Linked DNA regions of Homo sapiens: region 1 is linked to region 2. Evidence: read pairs that join two places in POLR2A ChIA-PET (ENCODE). Cell type or tissue: PC-3. All regions are shown on one strand. Each heading gives the region's core, and the rest is flanking DNA. Links, peaks and the distances in the headings are about the cores only.

Evidence for each region. Peaks named below come from ENCODE experiments on the same cell type or tissue, not always from the same donor. Only the 100,000 strongest peaks of a DNase experiment are listed, where the experiment ranks them.
Region 1: POLR2A ChIA-PET joins it to region 2 with 13 read pairs; 3 of 35 experiments call an interaction of 5 or more read pairs at or near these places.

The regions. Positions count from the first base shown.
Region 1 is chr10:112,604,802-112,614,904 of GRCh38, forward strand. The region is part of intron 5 of VTI1A (vesicle transport through interaction with t-SNAREs 1A); the gene reads left to right. It overlaps LOC124902503 (a long non-coding RNA gene), which reads left to right. Exons shown (of 2, transcript XR_007062292.1): 1 at 1-10,103. Among named protein-coding and RNA genes, the nearest start is that of MIR4295, 24 kb to the right of the region's middle. In PC-3, for the core only: no CTCF peak of the experiment used is centred there; no DNase peak of the experiment used is centred there.
Region 2 is chr10:112,683,338-112,693,440 of GRCh38, forward strand. All of the region lies in intron 7 of VTI1A (vesicle transport through interaction with t-SNAREs 1A), which reads left to right. Among named protein-coding and RNA genes, the nearest start is that of MIR4295, 54 kb to the left of the region's middle. In PC-3, for the core only: a CTCF peak has its summit at 6,152; a DNase peak (open chromatin) is centred at 4,474.

The sequences.
Region 1 (10,103 bases), core at 3,178-8,177, 77 kb before region 2:
GGCACATTTCTTGGTGTACAGCGGTGATCACTGAGTACAGTTTTACTCACTTAGGTAAATGAAGTATTACTCTCATTTAGAATAGGGTAATCAAATGTGTCATAGTGAACATTGTGTTTAAATATATAATTCTGTACATCTATCTCTGGATATTCTACCTCTCTTATATAGGCCTCTTTTGAAAATTTGTGCAGGAAAAATTAAAAAGTCAACATAGAATTCCTTTCGGTATACATTATAACCTTTTTCCCCACAGAGAGGTTATTTTTAGTTTCTGTTATGTCCCTGACCCTGACAACGTAGCCAAACCAGACTTTCCATCCTGATCTTCCCCCACACTCGGCTCAATCTCCACAGGTTTTGCCCCTTCCAGGCGACCTTGTCCAGGAGTGTGACAAACCCAGGCCTGGCTCCTGGGGCAGAAAGAGGAAGAACGATATGTGTAGTGTCCCCTTGCCTTCCTTTCACCCCTGACGTATTTATCTGGGGAAGTTGAACCACACTGTACTGTAAGAACAGTGTTGAGAGGGAAAGAAATTTACAGAAGAACCAACAAGTCACCTAAGAGGTAGAGGAAGAAAGGAAAATTGGTTCCTTCTACTTTTCCAGGGAGGGAGTAAATAAAAGGACAGGCTCATAGCTTTACTGTTTCTCCACTACAACCTTAGCTGCTTCTGAGCGTGTGCTGCTTTCAATTCCATGGATTCGCCTAACTCCAGAGACAGCTCTGTGCACACTGGAGGATCACCGCTCCCTCTCTCCACACCAGGAGTCTGTAACTCAGATATCTGGAGACAAGCAAGAAATGCCTTGTGTAAGACAGATGGAGTGAAAGACAGTAGGCATTTTCCTTGCAACTAAGGCCACTATCTACCTACCCACATCCAGCCGCCTGTGCTTGCAGCTCCATGTCATTCTTACCTCCACAATTATGATGGCTTAGAAGGGCCTTACAGGGAAAGGATGTGAGTAAAATAGGCCAGAGGTGGAACACAGGGGTATGGGAATTGGCACACACCCTGTCCCTAGAAAGGACAGCTGTGGTGGAGAGTGCATCTTAAGTTATTGGACCATCCAACTTTTCACACAAAGCTAGAAAATAGTATGTTCTCTTTAAAGTATCCAATTTTTAAAGCACTGTGTGAGTCAAACAAAACTCTTCAAACAAAACAAGACCACATGTAGTCTTTAGGCCATTGTGTGCTAGTTTTCTTTTTTTCTTTTTTTCTTTTTTTTTTTTGAGACAGAGTTTTGCTTTTGTTGCCCAGGCTGGAGTGCAATGGCGTGATCTCGGCTCACCACAACCTCCTCCTCCTGGGTTCAAGCAATTCTCCTGCCTCAGCCTTCCCGAGTAGCTGGGATTACAGGTGCACGCCACCACCCCTGGCTAATTTTGTATTTTTAGTAGAGATGGGGTTTCTCCATGTTGGTCAGGCTGGCCTCGAACTCCTGACCTCAGGTGATCCACCGACTTCGGCCTCCCAAAGTGCTGGGATTACAGACGTGAGCCACCGCGCCCGGCCATTGCGTGCTATTCTGATATAACTCTTACCAGCTTGAGCATCAAGTCTTCATGCCCTCACCACCCGTGGTGTGCTGCTCCTCCCCCGAATTCCATAACCAGCATCCTTTACCACTCATTTGTCACTTACTGGTGCTTTTCCTCATTATTTCCAGGAAGTGGGGCAAGTCACCATAAGACAGTTATGAGCTGTGTGAGGACAAGAACTAATGTCTGCATTTCCCCATCACAACTTTCTCATTGCCTTGTGCACAGCTGGGCCCAAGTAAATACCTATAGATTTGTTGTTCTTTTTTTCAGTTACTCCTAGTACTTTCTTCATATTACATGTCTAGGACCATAGCTCAGCTGCCCACTAGTTAATGACACTTGAACAGACACTTACATTTGTTTTATTAGTGACTGATGGCTAAGATGAGAATGGGAAAAGAACTAGAGGGAAGACTCACTTTTCTGTTTCCTTGTTAAATTTTGTCCTTTATGCTATTAAAATGAAATACTAGTTTTCACAATCAAATTAGCTTCCTATTTTTAAAGAACCTAGTCCTAGTGGCAACAGCTACCACGTAGTATTAAACACCAACTTTATGTCAAGTGCTTTACATATGTTATTTCTCATCCTCGCAGCAACCCAAGAGGTAAGTGTTATTATTCACATTTTAAAGATAAGAGAGCTAAGTTGGCTGGGCATGATGGCTCATTCCTGTAATCCAGGCACTTTGGGAGGCTGACGTGGGTGGATGACCTGAGGTCAGGAGTTCGAGACCAGCCTGGCCAACATGGTGAAACCCTGTCTCTACTAAAAATACAAAAATTAGCTGGGCATGGTGGTGGGCACCTGTAATCCCAACTACTTGGGAGGCTGAGGCAGGAGAATCACTTGAACCCGGGAGGCAGAGGTTGCAGTGAGCCAAGATCACACCACTGCACTCCAACCTGGGTGATAGAGCAAGACTCCATCTCAAAAAAAAAAAAAAGAAAGCTAAGTCACAGAGAGATTGAGTGGCTGTCCAAGACCATATAGGCAGGAGGTGAGCCAAGATAGCAGAGCAGTTATACTTCCCCTGTTACAGCACTTAAGACATCATTGTAATTGTTCACTGCACTGTACCCACTCTACACCAACAACTCCAGGAGCAGAGACTGACTTTGTCTTATTCATCACAGTATCCTCAGTGCCTAGCACAGTGCCTGGCCTAAAATGGGAAGGTAGGAAAGATTTTCTGAATGGAAAAGTATCCTACTGCCCCACTTCTATTACTTGTCCTTTGTTATGAAAGAAATTACTCCAAAACTGAGATAATAAGCATTCATTTTGACACTGTGTCTTTGGGTCATGGATTCTTGAGTGGCATAGCCAGATGGTTCTGACTCGGTCTCTCGGACTCATGAGGTTATAATTAACTGTAGGCTGGGGCTGTAGTCATCAGCACACTTGACTGGGGCTGGAAAATCTGTTTTTAAGCTCACTCAAATTGCTGCTGTCTGGAAGCCTTGTGCTTTTATTCCATCCCTTGGGCTTCTTCATAGGCAAGTATCCACATGGGCCTCTCCATAAGTGAGTGTTCTCACAACATGGCAGCTGACGTCTCTAAGAGAGAGTGTAGGTGAGAATAGCCAAGACAAAAGCCTTAGCATCTTTTATAACCTAACCTTGGAATTGACACCTCATCACTTCCGCAGTATTCTTTTGATCACATAGACCAACCCTGATACAACGTGGGAGGGACTACATAAGGGTGTCTGCTCCCAAAAGGTATTGGGGGCCATCTTGGGGCTGGCTACCACAGAACTCTACTGTAAACCCTTTCTGTGACACAGACACTCACGTTACAGCTTCCTCCTTTGAAAAATTTTACTTTAAGCCTTTTAGAATTTCTTAAAGAAGATACCCTTCCAGTAGAATTAGACAAGACTTCCACATCATTTACAGTGCTGTTACATACATGCATGCATACATACATATGCATATATATATAGAAAACCAGCTATTTAAAACAGTGTATGCCTGATGTGATAAATAAAGTGCGATTTGTTTAAAAAGAACATTTATGGGGTTTTTGAGGAAGCTGTATAAATAATTTGCCAAGGAAAAATGATACACAAAGCCTATGGGCCACTTGGACTATAGTTTTTAAAGTTTGTAGGTGTTAGTTCTTTTCTATATTTAAGTCATTGAAATGACCACTTAAACCACATGTAGACATGTGGGCAAATATATCTAATCACTGGTATAATTATTTATTTCATGAAGGGGAAATAGGCCTTTTATATGATGACCTTACAATAAGGGTCATTTTTATATTCGGAAAGATAAGCACCTGTCATTTTCTTGTTATTCTGAGGTCAGAGCCTACCACAGAGATTTTAATATTTGAAAACAATTCTATTCACTGGAATTTCAGCAGTTAAAATAATGATTTTCTTAAGATGCAGCATTCTGATGCACTATGTCTGACCTTTCTTGGTCAGGAAAATAACATCTTCAACATCTCTTGTTTCTTATTCTACTCTTTCCATATTGCTTGAAACTGATGTTAAATGATCAGGATGCTTTTTCACTTCTTTAGTATCTTAATTAGCATGTGTCTGTTCCTGTAGCTATCATGAGATGTAGCAGCTTTTGCAGTGACAATATCTTCAGTCAAATATTTGTACTTTAAAAATATTTTAACAAAATGTATACTAGTAAAAATGAAGTTGGAAATCGAAATCTATAGAAATAATTATCATTGGAAAATGGTTTTTTGGTGGGATATATGGTTATGATAAAGATTTGGTGAATCTTATTTTATTTCTATATCAGTACGTTTTAAGAAGTTCCTCTTATACTGTGCTGCTTAATCCTACCAAAAAGCTGGGCATATGCTTTGGGAAAGGATTAAGTGATGAGGTGTATTTTTGCTCTTTGAAGGAGAATTCATTAAAATAAGAACTCATTCTAAGAAAAGGAAGCAAGTAATATTGAACAAACATTTAACATGGTTAAATTAATGAAGGTAGTCTTAGCTTTGGAACAAGATCATTAAAAATATGAAAAACTTCTTTTGGGTAGTTAAAAATCACTTTAAAAGTAATTACATTTGTAGTAATGATGAAGAGGATGGGGGAATAATTTGAGTGTAAACTCTGTGACGACAGGGATCAGATCTTGTTAATTTTCAAAGTCCTCTTCCTGAATCTAATACTTTTGAGTATAGTAGAAGACAATAAATGTTGAATGGATACATGAATGGTATGGTAGATTTTTATAATGTAATTATATGACCTTATTTCTGCATAGAAGCCATGTTTCTTGTTTTAGAAACATTCTATTTTTTAAAGTCTTTCTTCTGAATACTTTGTCATCATAAAATTATTTTAAGCATTTATCCAGTATGCATCCCTCCCTGACATATTATTACGCCCTCAATTTTAAAAAAATGAAATCACATTGGTGAATTAAATGTTCTGGGTTTTGTTTGCCAGATTCAGTGGTGCCTCATGGAGCAGCGGTCCCAAATCCATGTGGAAAGGGGTTTGCTGCTGAAGTCTCCATGGCCCTTAGGCAAATGGCTCCGTCCAGAATGGTACTCTGAATCTCACTTTTAAAAGGATAGGGAAGTTTTAGTCTTATTATCACAAAATAATGGCAGTTTATTCCTAGGCATTTTCAAAGACTGCACCCTGGCTTTCAAGTACAATATTTGCAGAAAAAAAAATGTGGTAAACACATAGGAAAAGAGAAACAGTGTGGTAAACAAAACACACAGGAAAAGAAAAAAAAATGAGGCGCATTTAACTGGCCTTATTCCAGTTAAAATCATCTTCAGTGTTCAGGGGGAATCATAAAAATTATATACTTTTCCAGTCTTTTTTTTTTTTTCCTCAAGTTTTTTCAAGATGATCCATTTAGGACCACACTGTGGCAAAGCCTGTGGAAAACATGGGTGGCCCCAGGAGTGTCTGTAAGAGCTTCAAAGAAGCCAATGATGAGCTGTTGTTGCCCTAGGTAAAAGCCCCCAAAATCAATAATCTCTTGAGCCTTGTAATCTCATTTTCCTTTCAGAGGCATTTCCCAAACCAAAACACCAAGCAAAATGTGGCATAAAGTCAAAGAATCTTTGATTTGGAAAGGATCTTTGAAATCATCCAGTCCAATTTTTATCTCCTACTCAAATTTCTTTTAGACAGTTGACTCTAATATTATGACCTAATGAATAAAATAATTTTGCCAAAAGAAAAAATAAATCTGTGTACATTTCTTTTGTTTTGCTTTGATAGCTTATTACTCAGAACTTAGGACAAAATACCTATTTAAGAATTACATTCGGCCGGGCGCGGTGGCTCATGCCTGTAATCCCAGCACTTTGGGAGGCCGAGGCGGGCGGATCACGAGGTCAGGAGATTGAGACCATCCTGGCTAACATGGTGAAACCCCGTCTCTACTAAAAATACACAAAAAAACTAGCCAGGCGCGGTGGCGGGCGCCTGTAGTCCCAGCAACTCGGGAAGCTGAGGCAGGAGAATGACGTGAACCCGGGAGGCGGAGCTTGCAGTGAGCTGAGATCGCGCCACTGCGCTCCAGCCTGGGCGACAGAGCGAGACTCCATCTCAAAAAAAAAAAAAAAGTATTACATTCCCTCTGAACTTTAGGATGGATCTAGACTGTGTGGACTGTCCAACACGTGAAATGAAAATGTCTATCAGTTGTTGTCAGGCAGATTTTTGCTACTTTCTTAATACCAAATTTTCTTATGTTCACTGTAAAGAAACTTAGAGCTACTTTTAATCTCAGCCATTTGTAATGAGAGCTGTCCCAGCATGGTGACATTGACAAATCCTAATAATCTTTAGAAGAAACGACAATAGAGTAATGTTACTTGCTGTGGCCAAAGTCCAGCGGTTCTAGGGATGACTTGTGAATAAGATTTCTTGTCTCATTGGACCTAGGTAGAACAGAATAAAATGTATTATCTGTTGAGCTTGATTCTCTACTCTTTTTATTGCCATTGTTTTTCATTGTTTTCATCATCATGCTATGTAGCAAGTAACTTGGAAGGACTTTTGGAAGGATTAGAAGTTCTGATTGATTGTCCATGCTTCCAATACGGCAGTTCCTTAAAAGCTCCCTGGTAATTTGGCAACATATTATTCTGATCACTTGTGTAAAATGTACTTGTGTATGATGACCTTTCTCAAACTACATGGTAAAATGAGGGTGAGGTTCAGTGGGAAGCTTGTTGAGTTCCTTAGAGGTCATCAAGATTATGCCATAGAAAATAATTAATTTTTAATGTCAGCACCTAAATTGATGTTTTTCGCATATAAAAACCAAATCTAGAAAGAAAAGAAGAAGAAAAAGTGAGTTTTGCTAATTGCAAAATCTGACAAAATAGTCACCTTTGGTAAAGCCCATTTGGTGAGAAAGGTAATTTTTTTTTTTTTTTTTTTTTTGTGACGGAGTCTCGCTCTGTCGCCCAGGCTGGAGTCCAGTAGCGCTATCTCAGCTCACTGCAAGCTCCATCTCCTGGGTTCACGTCATTGTCCTACCTCAGCCTCCTGAGTAGCTGGGACTACAGGCGCCTGCCACCATGCCCAGCTAATGTTTTGTATTTTTAGTAGAGACAGGGTTTCACCATGTTAGCCAGGATGGTCTTGATCTCCTGACCTCGTGGTCCGCCCGCCTCGGCCTCCGAAAGTGCTGGGATTACAGGCGTGAACCACCGTGCCCAGCCTTGAGAAAGGTAATTATTAGAGTTATTTTTTCTTGGATACAAACCTATGGATTCTCAAATTCTTTTAAAAATAAAAAAGCCATTTTATCGTAAGTTTGAAAACTGAGGTATCAGGATTTTCATGTGACTAAAAAAGTGTCTACTCTCATTTTCTATTATCAATCGGGTACCCAATCTGGTCAGATAGTGATTTGTCCTAGAGAGGTCTAGAAAGGAAAACACGGTTTTAATTAAGATTGGTAGAAACTAGAACAATAGTTTTCAGTCTAAATTAAATTTTGGTCGTCATACATACATTTGGATAACCTAGAGTGATTTCTTTCTTGCTTCCTACTAGTCATACTATAATAAAAAGACAAGCACCTTTTTGTTTTGTTTTGTTTTTGTTTTAAGAGACAGGGTCTTGCTCACTCTGTCACCCCGGCTGGAGTGCAATAGCACGATCATAACTCACTGTAACTTTAAACTCCTGGGCTCAAGTGATGATCCTCCCACCTCAGCCTCCTGATTAGCTGGAACTACAGGTACATGCTGCCACATCCAGCCAATTTTTTGAATTTTTTGTAGAGATAGGAGTCTCATTGTGTTGCCCAGGTTGGTCTAGAACTCCCAGCCTGAAGTGATCCTCCTGCCTCAGCCTCCCAAAGCACTGGGATTATAGGCATGAGCCACCATGCCCAACCCACAAGTACCTTTTCAAAGAAGGCTTTGTAGATAATAACCTATAAAATATAAATTTCTTGTGATTTTTTGCATACCCAAAACATGTAAATAAAAGTTATAATGAAGCATTTTCCTATCTTGACAATAGAGAAAAATAAAACAGATAATAGATATCTACGCCTGCCTGTTTGGACACCTAGTCACTTCTCAATGTTTGCCATTTATTTTGCATATAACCTGAATATTTTACAAATGTGGCTGTGAGGTAGGAAACAGACCATTTTCTTCTTTCTGGTTTATAGATAATGGCTGTTTTTTTAAAAATGATACTAATTTTCTCAATGTTAATACTTATTCAACAGAGTGAATAAATATTACTCTTTCTAATAAAGCATATATTCAGTACACATTTCCAGTCATTTTGGAAGACTTTGCCGAATGGGGAGATGAAGAGGACGTTTTAATAACGGGATATACTATTTTATACCATTCAATATACTATTTAATAATAGTCTTTTAGTTGCTGAAAAAAAAGTTGGTCTTTTTAAAAAGTTACAATTGTGCATCTTTCGTGAAGGTTAACATTTTTCTTTTGCTGCGTTTGTCTTTTCACACTTTGGCTCCTAGAATTTTTATCCTATTGGAAGAATATGTAAAGAATATGTTTCGTTTCCCCCCACTTCTTATGTTGGTATGGCTATCTTTACAAAATTATTTATACAAAGATGTCTAAAAACACTGAGGTACTTCCTATGCTGTATTTCTTATGCCTTTCACCTTCTCCCCTCTCTGTAGAGCTCATTCTCTCTCGGCCTCTTTTTTTCTCTTCTCCTTCTGCCTTTTGCTCTTTTTGTATCCCCTCTTTTGCAGACTCTTCACTGCCTAACTTTAAATTGATTAGAATGCATTAATTTTTAAATAAGTGTCACATATCCTTAACTGAGCACTAAAAGGTTGAGAAGGCTTCATGGTGTAGAGTCTGATCCAAAACTAAGTGAGAAGAATTTTAAAAACAAGGGCTGCCCTTCATTAGCCCTCATGCTATCTCCTGACAGGCTCAGTGCACTTCGTTGCCATGCCAGGCCAGGGCAAGCCCTGCTGCCGTGCACCATTTACCCTCTGTCAGCAGCTTCAGTCGGAGCTTGGGCGATACTGTACATGCGAGTCTGTCATGCGTCAGCCTCAATTAAGCTCATATTGCTGTGCTTGGGAAACACATCAGCCTCCTGTTAACCATTTTTTTGTTCTTGCTGTTCCTTTTTTTTCGTCCATTTTTCCCATTCAGCAGTCTCTAGAAATCCATGTTTCATATGGTGAAAATATGTTCATATTTTTTTCAATTTTTTACAAAGAGAAGTGGGTTTTAGAGGAAGTAATGCACATAGGTTCCAGTAAGTTGATTGTACTCATGGAAATGTGCTCAGTTAACCCCTGAGTTCGTTAGTTAAAGAAGGGAATTACAGGTAACCCTCATTTGTACCTGTGCCATGCGTGGTCTTGAGTCTTAAGAAGCAATTTTTCTTTAGGCCTTGTGAGGGTACAAGAGCATCAGGCATCTGGCATTATCAAATGTTGAAGTACTTCTTCACAACGTGTTGTTTACTCATGCCCTTGTCACCTAAGGTGGCGCTTTTATTTTTTTAAGAATAGAATGAGACCTTACTACACTTGAGGGGGAGAAAGTGTAGACAGCAGCGGTTAATATTTGGTTCACTCTTTTGTGGCTTACCATAAGTTTATGGGAAAAAGAAAGAGACCGCCCATGGCTTCATCATGCCTGGTGGTTGGCTCACCAACTTAGTCTCTTATAAGAAATTATCTTTAAAAGGGGATTCTCCAAAAAAATAAAAGAAGAAGCTTTGAAGGGGGTTTGTTTTCTGTACCTAGATAACTATACATTATCCAAGAGAGCTCCTGTATATTTTAATGGACAGGTAGACACTGAGACAGTTGGGCATCTTGAAGGACTTGTGGAGATTTTATGGGCCTGGTCAGTTGTGAAGTCAGGTTAGATTTTATGGGCCTGGTGAGTTTGTGAAATCAGGTTAATCCAAGAGGCTATTGTCAGATACTGGTCACAAGGCACAGTTATGAAAGAAATTACAACACTGAAAATCTTGTGAGATCTGTGACAGCAAGGCTCTCAGCAGAAAGCAAGGTCAGTTTCACAGATGAGAATAGGGACACAAAATGTGCCGTTA
Region 2 (10,103 bases), core at 2,079-7,078:
TAATTGGTAGGAACATGAAAGTGAACCTGAGTGGTCTTTGGTAGACTATAGGCAGAAAGTGGTTGCTGACCTCAGAAAGATTTGTTTTTCTGCAATATTACCATATCAAAGATATGACTAACTTGTTTTATTTGGGAATATTCTTTTTAAATCATATTTTTCCTATAAAACAGAAAATAGTAATATTAAAGGAATTTTTAAATAAAAAAATTGTTTTTAATCCCTGTACCTTGAAGCAAGCTATTCCTTTGACCCAAGTATTCCCTTCCAATCTTTCAGTCATGTTTCAAGTTCAATATTATATTGCTCTACTCACTTAATATTATAATCTTAAAGTTTCCACATAGCCTTTGTGATTTGTATTTTTGCCAAGTTTTAAAAAGTTATTATAATAACAAAGGATTTTTAAAAACCTCTCATTTGGGGCCAGGCACGGTGGCTTACACCTTAATCCCAGCACTTTGGGAGGCCGAGGTGGGCAGATCACCTGAGGTCAGGAGTTCGAGACCAGCCTGGCCAACATGGCGAAACCCTGCCTCCACTAAAAGTACAAAAATTGGCCGGGCATATTGCTGGGTGCCTGTAATCGCAGCTACTCAGGAGGCTGAGGCAGGAGAACCGCTTGAACCCGGGAGGTAGAGGTTGCAGTGAGCTGAGATCGTGCCACTGCACGCCAGCCTGACAACAAGAGCAAGACTCCGTGTCAAAAAAAAAAAAAACACCTCTTATTTTGTAAGGGTAAAAAACGTTATCAAGAAACAGGGAGAAAATTATTCATAATTATACTGGCTAAAGGTCACAACTATTAATTGGCATATTTTATTCCAGTTTTTTCTGTGTATTTTATGTACAACATATAAAACTTTATATCCTATTATTTGCATTAAGAGTAAACGGAAAGTGTTTTCCCATGCCATTAAAAACTCTTTGTAATCATTATTTATATGGTTGTATGGTATTCCCTCATAGAAATATTTCCTTTCTGTTAAACATACAGGTTTTTTCTAGCTTATAGCTATACAGTGAAGCTATGTATCTTCATTCATAAACTATATTATTTGCTTAGTGTGGCATCCTTGAAGATAATAAATGCTCATCTCTTTTTTTTTTTTTTTTTTTGAGACAGAGTCTCATTCTGTCACCCAGGCTGCAGTACAGTGGCGTGATCTTGGCTCACTCCAACCTCCGCCTCCTGGGTTCAAGAGATTCTCCTGCCTCAGCCTCCTAAGTAGCTGGGATTATAGGCACGGGCCATCACGCCCAGCTAACTTTTTTGTATTTTTAGTAGAGATGAGGTTTCACCATGTTGGTCAGGTTGGTCTCGAACTGCTGACCTCGTGATCGGCCCATCTCGGCCTCCCAAAGTGCTGGGATTACAGGTGTGAGCCACCACACCCGGCCTGCTCATCTCTTTTATGACTTCCTCATTCTTGAGTTCTTAGCTCTCTAATCTTGAAGTCAGCTGGGATATATCTTCAAATAACTTTTCAAGAAAGGTATATGATTTGGATCTGTTTTTTCTATATAGGAACTGCCACCAACTGCATATATGTGACATACACATGTGTATGTATCTGTGTACATTGGGCTGGCCGTAATATTTTTAGATCCTACCCTTCTTAGGAATCTATAGATGTGGAACCATTGTCTTCTGGCATTTCGTGTTTCAGAATAGCAGAAAAATAGACCAATTTATGATACTCTGGAGTGACATGTTGTAGGTTTTCTTTGTTTAGTTTTGGTTTTTTAAATCTTTGGAATTGAACAGAGTCTAGATATTTCTATATATGATGACTTTCACTCATTTTGCATGGATCACAGAACTTTAAATCTGCAAATTCAAGTCTTCCCTCTACCTACCAGAAGCGGTTTTTTAAAAATCATGTCTTGGATTATTGCTTCCATTTCAAATTTTCTGGTGTCAGGATCATCCATGATTCTCACACTAGACCTCTGTATCTCTTATGTTTGTCATGTTTTAAAAATAATTTTTTTCTCTTCTTTTTCTTCTCATTTATCTCCAACACCATTAACTCCCCTCTCTAGCATTGTTTCTAGTCTGTGCTGCTGGTTATGTGAGTATTAATGCTGCTGTTGCATTACTGGTTTCCTTGAAATCTTTTCTTTATCCTATTGCCTCATCTCTTATCTCCTTGAAGTCTCGCTGGTTCTTACCTTACCGTTTTCTGCCCTGGCTTTATAAAGCTTTACCTTCTTACTGTTTTTATTAAGGACACCAAAGTATTTTCAAAAACATTTTTTGGTTTCTTTAGTTCATAAGTTTCAGAATCGCATTCTTTCTCAGAATCTTTAGGATGTTGTTGTTTTTTTCCCCCCTTGTTCTGTAGTATTGATTTTTCCCATCAACCTCATGTTATTTTGAGTTTTTTATTTAGTTACTTTTCAAAACGACTTCTTGAATCTGCAAATGGAGAGCTGCTTGATATGCTCGCCTCTGTCCCAATTCCCTTTGTCTGTGGACTGTCTTTATTGGAAAGAAATGAGACTTCTTCCTTCTCCCACTCCTTGACTCTGTTGGGAAAAATGTCCACCCCTTATGTGTACAACTGTCATATCCTTCCCAAGCTTACCCTGCCACCACCACAAAAAAACACACTATTTATGAAGACCACAGTTCCCAGAATTCAGTGCATGATGCCATACCTTCTCTATAGCTACCTAATACTGATTTATTGTTTTCCTGGGAACTCTGGTTTCCTTACTGCATATGGAACAGAAACAAGATGGGGAATGTGGAGAAAAGGAAAAGAAGACAGCAGTCCAAATACCTCCTGAGTTACGATACTTATAAGAGAGATTGCATCTTGATTTCTGGTTGTTACAAACCATGCACTTTCTATCTAGTAGAAGACTATGTGGCAGGTGAACCACTTCTTTCATTTTTCAGCACAGTTCATTTTTTGTAGCAGTAGAAAATCCTAGGCTCTGGCAGTTTGTGATGTAAGTTTTGGTGGTGTAAATTTTCATCATCTTCTATTTTCTTCATTCAAATGTAATGGACACTTTGATAGGGGCAGCATTAGGATCCATGGAGAGGCACCATTGTAAACTGGAAGCTGAGTGATTTTTAAAATTGCCCTAGATAAGGGGGCCATACAAACTATTTCTATAGCCCTACCCTTGGGCCTGTCTGCCTGGGTGGTCCTGTTTTAACTGTTGGTATTTAATTATTGATGATTTACTGACACAAGGCATGGAAGCCTTAGGGAAAATGAATTCCGACGTGCTAGTTTCTTTAGATGAATCTTCTTTGAGGTTTAAGTGTCCTTCTAAGTGGTATAGTGAGGCAGGATTTCGGGGGCCATTTCAAATACTGCCTCGCAAAGTCAGCCACGGTGTAAGTGCCTACTATATGCTCTGGACAGAATGAACCTTATTAAAGGGCCTAGTTCTTTCATAGTTTTCATGTAACCCATTGATGTCTTTCTTTTCACACGTTATTTCCTCTTGAACATCACTGGTTTCGTGGTGTTTTTCTAAGGCTTCTGAAAGGTACTACAAACTATGTATATAGACAGGATTGAACTCCACCAGAAGGTGGAATTTTTCTTTAGGGGCACTGTGCCATCAAAACTGAGCTGGTGCCCAAATGCCTCCCTTTAGAGCTTGCTGCCTTGATCATGCAGCTGAGCTGTCTTCTCAGATGCTCTGTGGGCACCGCTGTAACCTGTTCCCTCAGCTCTGCTGAGTGTGGCATAATCAGATTCCTTGCTGAGAATCGGTGAATGGAGGGGTAGAGGGGAGCCAGGGCTAGATCCTGGAGGACTTTAGGAAGCTGCAGATCAGATCAGAGAGCCTGGATAGGCAAGGATGAAATCAAACTTCACCACATCAACAAAACAGGCCTAGGCATACTACAACTTTTTTTTTTTTTTTTTTTTTTTTTTTTTTTTGAGACGGAGTTTTGCTCTGTCTCCCAGGCCGGAGTGCAGTGGCGCGATCTCAGCTCACTGCAAGCTCCACCTCCCGGGTTCACGCCATTCTCCTGCCTCAGCCTCCCGAGTAGCTGGGACTATAGGCTCCCACCACCACGCCCGGCTAATTTTTTGTATTTTTAGTAGAGATGGGGTTTCACCTTGTTAGCCAGGATGGTCTCGATCTCCTGACCTCGTGATCTGCCCGCCTCGGCCTCCCAAAGTGCAGGGATTACAGGTGTGAGCCACTGCGCCCGGCAACTTTTTTTTTAAGCAACAATTTTGCTTTAATAGGACTTGAAAATTTTCACCCAGTTTTGCTTTAGGGAAAAATGTATCAACAATATGTCTTGTCAAGATATTATTTTGTAACATTTTCAGAATGAAACCCATCTCTGGGCACTGGGGTTCATTCTTGGTGCACAACTGCCTCGTTGATCAAGTTCTCTGGCTTTTATTATTTCTGCTTGCAAATAGAGATACAAAACAGCCAGCCTCAGAAGAAGGAGGGGCTGATTTCATCAGCATGACTAAAGCTGACAGAGTACTTGAGAGGACCTGGCAGGGTACTGCAGAACATCTTGGCCTTGCAGATCTGTGAGAAGGAAATGGGCACAGCCCTACAGACATGAACCAATGGACATGATATGGAACCATCCTGGCCGGTGACCAAGTCTTTTTTTTTTTTTTTTTTTTTTTAAGACTGGGTCTTGCTCTGTCACCCAGACTGGATTGCAGTGGCGCGATCTCAGCTTACTGCAACCTCTGCCTCTCAGGTTCAAGCGATTCTCCTGCCTCAGCCTCCCAAGTAGCTGGGATTACAGATGTGCGCCACCATGCCCGGCTAATTTTTGTATTTTTAGTAGAGACAGGGTTTCACCTTGTTGGCCAGGCTGGTCTCGAACTCCTGACCTCAGGTAATCTGCCCGCCTCAGCCTCCCAAAGTGCTGGGATTATATGTGTGAGCCCCTATGCCTGGCCAAGTCTTTTTCTTCTCATTTTTATTACACAAATAGTAACGTCAAAGCAAAAGAAAACTTTTTTTTAAAGAAAAGGAAAAAAAATCACTCCTAACACCATAACCTACCCCATCTACAATGATCTCTCCCCTCCCTTTTTTTTAGTTTTTACTTTTTATTCATCTGTTGACATTTTTCTTCATATGGCTCTAATTGTAGTGTAGCCAGTTTTAAGTTCTGCCTTTTTGTTGTTAACATTGCAGCTTGTACTACTAATGTCAATTTTTTTCTTTTTTTTTTTTTTTTTGAGATGGAGTTTTGATCTTGTTGCCCAGGCTAAAGTGCAGTGGCGCAATCTTGGCTCACTGCAACCTCCGCCTCCTAGGTTCAAGCCGTTCTCCTGCCTCAGCCTCCCTAGTACCTGGGATTACAGGCACATACCACCACACCCAGCTTATTTTTTGTTTGTTTGTTTGTTTGTATTTTTAGTAGAGACGGGGTTTCATCATGTTGGCTAGGCTGGTCTCAAACTCCTGAGCTCAGGTGATCCACCCACCTCAGCCTCCCAAAGTGCAGGAATTACAGGCATCAGCCACTGTGCCTGGCCTACTAATGCCAATTTTTCATAGTTATTATAGTTATTGTCAGTAGTGGGTTTTTTAAAAATCAAGTTATTATGACATATATGGAGGCTCAGGAAAGCCCAGCAGTGTGTGGTTGACATTAATTTGGTTTCAGAAAATAAAAGGGCTGCCTCTAGCATGTCCTTAGAGCTCCTCAGCCTGGTATTTAAGAGCACTCTCAGTTTTGACAACTGGGTACTGAGAATTATTTGTACCTTTCTATAGTGACCATCCAAACCACTTGCATGTATTAATTTTAACGTGTTTGATGATAATATTGATGACAAAAATGTATGTATAAGCAGAGCAGGCAAGTCACTCTGGTAGGGAAAAGTGCAGTGAATTCCAGAAATAGCCCCACTTTTCCCAAGGTATTCCCTACCTGACTGGAAGGTAATACTGAACTTGGGTTAAGGCTCCATGCATTGTCTTCATCAGATGTCAGTGCTTGGAAATGTCATCAGTAACAGTCATGTGCACCTACCTGGTCATGTGTTAACCAAGTGTAATGTGTCTCCACCTTGCACAAAGCACTGAGGGGCAGCCTCTGCATTCTGGAGGTCAGGAGGAGGGCCTGAGGGAAGGGTGGTTTTGGAGCTGACTCCAGGAGACATGGGTGGGGTGCCCTGGTAGGAGGTGCTGGACAGCCAGGGGGCAGCATGGGAGCATTTTGTATGTGATGAAGGAGGACAGAGAATTGGAAGAGGGGGATAAACGAAAACGTCACCGTTCTTCCTGAGCCCAGCCCTGGGGAGGATGATGGATGACTTTTTGTCATCTTTTGTATTTCCTCGGGGCAGCTAAAGCAGAATCTCTCCACTGAGACCAGAGGTTGAAAACTGGAAGTCTGTGGGCCACAAGTGGCCTACAGATTTTTTTACTTTTGCTCTGCACAGTTTTTTTTTTAATTATTATTTACATACAACAAAATTCACCCATTTTAACTGTAGAGTTGGATGTTTGTTGGTATGCATATGCAGCTGTGTTGCCTTGCTCCACCACCACACATCAAGATATAGAACAGTTCCCTCACTCCAGAAGTTTCCTCCTACCCCTTTGCATTCAAATCTCTTTCCCCACCCTGCCACAGAGAGCCACTGATCTGCTTCCTGACATTAGAGTTTTGCCTTTTCTAAAATTTCATGTAAATGGAATTATACAGTGTGTCATCTTTTGTATATGACTTCTTTCATTTGCATAGAGCTTTTGAAATTAATCCATGTAGTTGCATATGTCAGTATTTCATTCCTTTTAATTGCTGAGTAATATTCCAGAGTGGGGGTATACTACAATTTATCTATTCACCAGTAGATGAATGTGTAAGTTGCTTCCAGTTTGGGGCTATTTTAAATAACGCTGCTGTGAATATTTGTGTATATATCTTTTTGCAGACATAGGTTTTCGTTTCTCTTGGTAAATACTTAGGAGTAGGATTGATGGGTCATATGGTAAGTATATGTTTAATTTTATAAGAACCTATCCGATTGTTCCCAAAGACACTGAACCATTTTGCAGTCCCATAAACATGGATGAGAGTTCCGGTTGCTCTCCATCATTGCTCTTAAAGCATCCAAACACTCAGAACCCATTAAAGGGCCACATGGCCTCCAGCTCACCCCAGTTCCTATTTGACCTATTTTCCTCATTTACATTACCCACCTGTAACCTGTAGGTTTGTGACCTGTGCCATTGAGCAACTTTATGCTCCATAGCATATAGCAGGGTGTGACAGTTAAGAGCAGGGTCTATGGAGATTCTCGGTTGGAATCTCCATCTTGCCATTTATAAGCTGTCACTTTGGACTTCTCTCTGAATTCGCTTCTTCATCGGTAAAATGCTAAAAACACCTTATTTATTAGCTGGCTAGTTGTAAAAATGAAAAATATAGAGCATGTGAAGCATCCATCACAGGACTGGGCCTGTAGAAAATGTACAATAGATGGTACCTGTTAGTATCCATGCAATAGCCCCATGATTGTCTATTATATGTGTGTGCATCAGAGTCACCTGCACAGATTCTTTTTAAAACATAGGTCCTGCCCTAGCCATAGGTGCCCCTGCCCCAGCCCTCCTTCAGAATGAGAACTTCCCAGGCTGGGCCTGTGCATATGCATTGTTTTAAAGTCCCATAGTTCGATCAAAGTGGTTCACACCTGTAATTCCAGCATTTTGGGAGGCCAAGGCAGGCGGATCATTTGAGGCCAGGAATTCAAGAACAGGCTGGCGAAACCCCGTCTCTACTAAAAATACAAAAAAATTAGCCAGGCATGGTGGTGTGTGCCTGTGCTCCCAGCTGCTTGGGAGGCTGAGGTGAGAGAGTCTCTTGAACACAGGAGGTGTAGGTTGCAGTGAGCCAAGACCATGCCACTGCACTCCAGCCTGGGCAACAGAATGAGACTCTGCCTCAAAAATAAATAAATAAATAAATAAATAAATAAATAAATAAATAAATGAAAGTTCCACAGATAATTGGTATGAGCATCCTTGGCCTACAACTGTTGGATGGGAAGATGTAGCAAGGAACCCTACATTCTAAACTCAGTTCTACTGCCAACTAGCTATGTGACTTTGGACAAATCACTTAATCTCTCTGAGAGAGCTAGTTTAGTTGAGATATGACTGTAGCAAATTTGGTCTTTCACAATGATTAGGTTCTTCTTGGTGGACAGTAGCTACATTTCGAGGCAGAGGAATTGGAGGTGGTTGAGGGCTATGCCTGTATCACAAGTGATATATCCAAATGAAAGCAAATCTCAGCCTGGATTCAGGCATACATAGAAATGTGAGTTAGCAGGCATGCACAAAACCATCACTCAGCATGTCCAATAGGCCCAATGAAGTCCTGTCCTCTTTCCTGATGGGAGGGTACATTGACAGCAACTTGCATGGAAGGTTCACTTGAGGCAGATGTGAGACTATGCAGCAATGGGAGTTGGCTAACCTTCTAGTCAAAGTGACATGGTAAAATCCTCCCTTGAATGGATGGATTCAGACCAAAATCTGAATTCAAGGACACCATTCAGGGAGACTCAATTGGGATCACTGCATTCTGATAACCTTTCCATGCATGCTGTGGAAGTGCAAGTGACACTATTTCAAGCCAGTCCACATATCTTCAATACTGTTTCTAATGTCTTAATAATTATTAGTTATGCTAATTAAGAGTAATTAATTAATAAGATAAAGATAGCTGCCACACATGTATGAGCTGCCTCTGGAATGTGGCTTTTCATTAGTCTTTTAAATGTTACTAAACACCTCTGAAATGTATATTCCCATTAGCCCACTTCAGTTACAAACTCACCACCCTAGAGTGTAGATTAAAATAACTAATGCACATATATGTCTCCCTATCTGTGCAGAAATGCTTTAAAGTTAATTACAGACGGTATAACAGTTGATTTCTGGGGTTCCATCCAAACTTAAGATTCTACAATTCTACAAATGAAGGGTCCTAGTAAATGTACTTGTTTCTCCTCATTCTTCTGTCTGCTCTTTCTGGAAGCCTCTGAATTCCCCAGGCCATGTCAGTGTCTTTCCCCTCCCTGCACCTTCATGGAAGCACACACTTCTTTCATGGCATCTTACTTCAGGCCCAGAAACATGCACTGAGGATTCCAGCCTTTGTAAAATGGCATCTCTTTTGATTTACCCACACTGACCTACCTTATTTCCCAGATGTCAATGATTTGAGTAGTACCATCACTGTTTTTATTGTGGGGAGGTGGGGAGGGCATACCTACCTGCCTAACACCTATATTATTTTTCCTTTAAATTGGCACAATTTCTTCTTCTTTAGCTTTATCGCACAGAGTATTGCCCATGGTTTTAATGTGCTAGCTATGCATTTTTTCACACGTTAAAATAGATGCATAACTAAATACCTGAAATAAAATGTTAAAAGTAAGTAATCATCTGCGTGTTGCCTAAAATCAGCTCTCGTTTCTCCAGTGGTCTGCACACATCACAGTGGGAACCACTGCTGCACTGGCCTTGGCGGGTTCCTTGCCCATCTCCCCACCAGACAGTGAGTCCCTGGAGGACAGGGACGAGCTTTCATCTCTGCCTCACCGTGTCAGTAAATCTGGTGCCTTGTGCATAATATGCATTCAATAAATGTTTGATGAATGAATGTCTCTCTCACGAGCACAAGTGAAATACCACAGCAAACACAAATATCTGCTATTTTCTCTCACTTTGATTCCCAACCTCTGATAAACTCTTAAGCACTCAAACATAGAATCAAAACATAAATAAGTACCAAACATGTGTAAGTGAAGTGCAGCCCATTTTTCTACCTCTTAAAACTTTTTTCTTAAGTAACTGTTATTTATTTAGTTCCCCTAATGTTAAGGGGAAAGAAGTTAAATGATTTAAATTTGTAAATAATTCTTTAAAAATAACTTAACTGGCGGGGCGTGATGGCTCATGTCTGTAATCCCAGCACTTTGGGAGCCCGAGGCAGGCAGGTTGCCTGAGGTCAGTAGTTCGAGACCAGCCTGGCCAGCATGGTGAAACCCCATCTCTACTAAAAATACAAAAATTAGCCAGGCGTGGTGGTGGGCACCTGTAATCCCAGTTACTGG